Regions from separate parts of the Homo sapiens genome. Here region 2 is linked to region 1. The links are chromatin contacts, found by Hi-C or POLR2A ChIA-PET in ENCODE. All regions are on one chromosome and are shown on one strand. The core of a region is the stretch at or near the end of the contact, and the rest is flanking DNA. Distances in the headings are between cores, read along the strand shown.

Region 1 (2,569 bases), core at 36-2,535:
AGACATCCCAGGGTGATTCTCAATCTTTTAGGATGCATCAGCATCACCTAGACAGGAGGTCCATTAGATTCCTGGGCCCCCACCCTGGAGTGTCTGAATCAGTAAATCTAGGGTTGGAGGCCAAGAATTTGCATGTCTAACAATCTGGTTTTACGAACATACTTGGAGTATAGGCAGCTCAGGGCCACCTCCCCAAAAAGGACAACAGGTCCTACAGAAGGTTGGTTAGAAGCTGTGGGAACTCCCCTCTCGCCAGTACAAAAAGAGCTCTCCTACTAATTATTATGAATTTCCCAGGACAAAACAAGCGTTTGCAGAATGCTACCCACACTTGGAGCAGATAAACCTCAAACAAAGAGGGCGAGTTGCAGTAGGAGGTGATAACTTAAAAAAAAAAAAAAAAACAGCAAAGACATCCTTGAAAGGAGCAGAATTGTCTCTCTTTAAGGAGCTCAGGCCAAAAGCCTAAAAACAAACGACCTTTTCACTTTTCTCTTCCAGCCACAGAACAAAATGTTATTTTAGCCCAGGCAATAAGCGCTCTCTCTCACCACGGGTGCAGTCTAAACAACTAGCCTGCACAGTGATTCTCATTCCTGGCTACACATAATGATCAACTGGGCAGTGTTGAAAATAACCTAACCCTGGGCCACACCCTGGAGACTGGCTTCATCTTACTGCGGTGGGAGCCCGGGTGATTCCCACGTGCAGTCTGAGCTGAGAATCACTGGATGCGCTTGTCAGATTTGATTCTGAGTTAGATTCCTGAACTGGATGTTCACCTCGGAGCTCTTGCACTTCACAAATCGGTAAACACAGGACTAGCTCTGAACTCAACAGTCAGACCAAAAAGAGACAGTAACCCGAGTCTTTTTTTTTTTTTTTTGGACAGTAATTATATCGAAGTACTCCTTCCCTTCTCTCCTTCATCCCCTCTGCTCCCTAACACCTAATAGGGTTGGCAAAAACAAAAAGATCGTTGATTTGTATAGAAAACAGGAAATCACTCACCATGATATAAGCCAGGTAAAAAAGGAACCAGGATGTGTGAAAGATAAAATCTAGAGAACATTGAGCTAAAGAATAAAATGTCATCAGTCAAAACCAACCCTAACGCGATATTATTTTAAAGCCACGAGGCTCCTACTCCCCATATTTGTACTTCTGATATTCAAGATTAAATTGCCGTGTTATTAGAGGGTAGGGATGGTTTACTGCCTCTAGAGCCCCTAGTGAGATGGAGGAGAAACAGAATAGACCAGACGAGATCACATGAGCAGGGTAACGAAGGATGTGGGGAGACACAGAGGGTGGAGCCGAAAAAAATGAGCTTCCTTTAACCACAACTGTATTACCCAGAACACAGCAGGCACAAAGAGAGCCCCAGCTCACTGCAGAAAATGGTGAACCTAAGGCTGCAGCCACGGCAAGCCACAGCCTGCACCGAGGAGGAAGAGGAAAGCACCGAGGGCCTTGCAAGACTGGAGAGCAGAGGAGGCTGGGCCCGCTGAGGATAGGGGAGGCCGGAGGCCAAGAATCCGCACATACCCTACAGTTGTACCAAGAGTGGGACAAACAGCACCGGTGCCACCAAAATATCATCTTTCTGTTATTATGGACAGTCTCTCCAGTCTTGACTTCTCTAGTCCCCTAAGTTCATGGTTCACAAGCTTGTTGCCCATTAAAAACCATCTAGGGACTTAAAAAAACAAAATCCCAAAGTCCAATTCAAACCCTAATTAAATCAGAAGGTAGGAGACGGGCATCAGTATTTTTTAAAGATTTCCTAAGTGATCCCAACATGCAGCAAAGTTTGAGAAACATTGCCCTAGGTCCACATCAGGACTGAGAAAAAGGAGAGTAGATGGCCGCAGGTGGTGGCGTTACTGCTACAATGTTTTTTTTTGTTTGTTTGTTTTTTGAGACGGAGTTCCAGTCTTGTTGCTCAGGCTGGAGTGCAATGGCGCAATCTCAGCTCACCGCAACCTCCGCCTCCCGGGTTCAAGTGATTCTCCTGCCTCAGCCTCCCGAGTAGCTGGAATTATAGGCATGCACCACCACTCCCGGCTAATTTTGTATTTTTAGTAGAGACGGGGTTTCTCCATGTTGATCAGGCTGGTCTTGAACTCCTGACCTCAGGTGATCCACCCGTCTCAGCCTCCCAAAGTGCTGGGATTACAGGCGTGAGCCACCGTACCCGACCACCAAAATCTTGATGATCAGAGAAAGTAGTTCACACAAGCCCCCTCTCCTCTCACAGGCTGGCTTCTCCCCACCACCCGCCACAATACTTCCCAGCATAAGTCCCTCTGAAAGTTAACAAATATTAACCAGAGAGAGATTAATTAACTGGTTGACAGTATTTCAGGATCCTGTGAGTGACAAAGGAAGGGGTAGAAGCCTCTAGAATTGTCTATCATTTGTGACACAAAGTTTGTGCTCAATAAATATTTATTGACTTGGTACCTAGGATGCCAAAAGTTTCCTATGTCTTTTGGTCTGTCACATAAAAGTCATAGAACCCCTAATCTCTGAGAAAGATCACTTAAAGAAAAATCTTTCATTTATT
Region 2 (2,569 bases), core at 46-2,545, 5.7 Mb after region 1:
TTGAAGACTAATGTTCCAACACCTCAAAAATAGGAAGATTATAAAAAGGCAGAATAACAATAGAGGAGTATCCTTCCTACAAGGACAAAGATGTGCTGGGCAAAATCTAGAGAAAAGAAATGCCAAATCTGAATTTCGACAGCCATTTCAACCTGAAATTAATGTTATGACATCCAGAGCACAGCCAAAAATTATAGTCGGAATAAGCCACACAAAAACTGTAGCTATGAGATCACTGTTGAACTAAGCCAAAGCTTCCTTTATATAGCATCCACATCCCAGTATTGTTTCTCTTTACAGCAAAGAAATCTTGTACTCTCAAGAGCTGACCACAGCATTATCGAAATAGCCTTACATAGAGGCAAGTTTGGGGAAAAAAAAGGTAAAGGAAATTTAAAGTTTATAGCTTCAGAAGAAACTCTCTACCACCATTTTGTTGGATGGAAGAAACATGCCAGAGATAAAAAACCAGGAAACCTTTAATTTAGAGTAATTCAGCCTATTTTTCATCCCTTGGAAACGTTACCATTTCTATGTAGAGTATGGGCATTCAACAGCATAGAATTCAGCTCTGCAGGAATTCACATTTTAAAACATCATTTTTTAAACCAACTGGATACATGAGAACTTTCAATAAAAATATAATAAACTTTAAAATCTTGGCATGTGCAAACTATCAGATCAGCTGCCTAGAATTCAAGCTCGCATAAAGACTGAATACACCTGAAATTACATGTGTAGGATAGTAATGGTTACAGCCCACAAGAATTATTTGTATCATTCTACCACGAGTTTGACAGTGTTGCCATTAAAAAAGGAGAAGAATTGCTTTTCAACCCTCAGTGAAAATTTAGCCTGTTATCACTATGTGAGATTCTGACATTACGGGAAAGAAGAACAGCTCTTCTGAAAATTAGTCCTTATTTTAAAAGCTTAAGATACTGAACAAAGATAAAAGAAATTAAAGTAATTCTCAAAGAAAAAACTGTCAATATATTCCAAGCTTCTTCAAGAACACAGAGATTTCAGTTTCACATTATAATTAGCTTTCACAATTGAAACTTAGAATTGCTCATGCACAATGACTACGTGAAGGAATAAAGAAAAACTAAAATATTATAATGCAGCCTGTGATTTACTGGGAAAGTAGAGCTTTAATACATGAAGTGAGGCTCAAAGAAAAATGGGCTGGAATATATAATACAGGCAACCAACCAGGTTTAGAACCCACATATTTAAAGGGCCACAGCTTCTGTCATGCTTGGAACCTGGGGACACTTCCTCCACTGCCTTAACAACCTGTTACCACTGCCACTTCCGGAGTCTCAATCTCACACTTCCTGCCAAAAATTCAGAAGCCAGGAAGCATATCTGATTGCCAAAAGTTCTAAAATCCTGCTACATTATGCATTGAGTGAGTTTTATAAGGCAGTCTAAGACCTTAACCAACATTGTAATTTCATTTCCATGAGAAAATATATTCTGAGTTTAAAACTACAAACACAACAGAGACTTTGGATAAAACTGTCTGCGCACATTTAAACTTAATTAGAGCTAATCAGCATAGCTAATAAATTTCTTTTACTAAGGTAAACCTGACACTTTCCAGGCTCAACCATTCACCATTAACTTTAAAAAACAAATTAAACCAAGCAAGTATCTTATCTTCAACTATGCACAAAGGCCAAAAACTGACTTAAAATTCACAGGACCTGCATACAACAACTTAAAAAATGCGCATGACCCACAGCCCTTTCTCGTATGCTATTACACGGCAGAATAAAGCATTTAGCACATATTACCACGAATCCTATATTGATGACATAACGGTAATTGGTTTTGGATTCATTTCCGTGTTTTCAAACACCTTCTAGTTTTGCCAAAAACAGAGTGAACATATTCCTATAAGTAATTTATTGACAGAATCCTGTATTTTAAAACCGACTATTCGTCAAAGATTCTGTGATGAGGTAGGGCTAAAATAGGGCAGGTGGTGGTTTGGACAAAGGGACAATTTATATTACAAGTGACTTTGAGAACTTTTTATATATATCATATATATCTTCATTCCATTTTAATAACCTGTTTTGAGGACTTCTTTAGTTCCCTGTATTTATATCTCAATACACAAATCCTTAAGATCCAGGGCACATTGAAAGGAAGCTTCAAAGACAGGAAAAGTAAAAAAAAAATCTAAAAGGCTGAGAAGAGGGAAAAGGGAAAGGGGAGAAGGCCAGGAATAATCTGTAATCAATCTTTTTTATTTTTGTATTAATACTGCTTACTGTAACTTATAAGGTGCAGGTAGCCATTCCAGGTCCAATTTCAAGTTATATCGCTAAACTAATGAAAAAACTTTTTTATAACTTTTCTGAGATCCCATTTTGTCCTCTTTAAGTGAACCCTTAATTAGACCTAACTTTGATGAACTCAAACCAGCAATTAATACTTCCTAGACCCACTGACTTTTGTTACTTGTTAAATCCTCCTGAGACATACATTAAAACCTGATGTTTTTAGTAGCCATAGCACTAACACAAAGTAATGAATATATTTACATTTTCATTAT

What was found. Hi-C counts contacts between places; a loop is a spot of excess contacts on that map. ChIA-PET counts read pairs that join two places held with the same protein, here RNA polymerase II (POLR2A). Pooled maps may share reads with other maps.
Region 2: a loop to region 1 is called in a map of sciatic nerve, with 27 times the contacts of the local background. The contact joins two enhancer-like sites. A Hi-C loop is called at or near these places in 1 of 168 maps with a recorded cell type or tissue (sciatic nerve) and 1 of 50 pooled maps. POLR2A ChIA-PET finds 5 or more read pairs at or near these places in 1 of 52 experiments (OCI-LY7).

Annotation. Positions count from the first base shown.
Region 1 is chr7:139,094,111-139,096,679 of GRCh38, forward strand. The region is part of intron 1 of ZC3HAV1 (zinc finger CCCH-type containing, antiviral 1); the gene reads right to left. Among named protein-coding and RNA genes, the nearest start is that of ZC3HAV1, 14 kb to the right of the region's middle. Within about 2 kb of position 1,286, at least 17 of the 41 ENCODE cell types and tissues checked have a DNase peak (open chromatin) inside an H3K27ac peak, as active enhancers do; they include OCI-LY7, where a contact is called at or near this core.
Region 2 is chr7:144,811,781-144,814,349 of GRCh38, forward strand. All of the region lies in intron 2 of TPK1 (thiamin pyrophosphokinase 1), which reads right to left. Among named protein-coding and RNA genes, the nearest start is that of TPK1, 23 kb to the right of the region's middle. Within about 2 kb of position 1,296, at least 5 of the 41 ENCODE cell types and tissues checked have a DNase peak (open chromatin) inside an H3K27ac peak, as active enhancers do; they include OCI-LY7, where a contact is called at or near this core.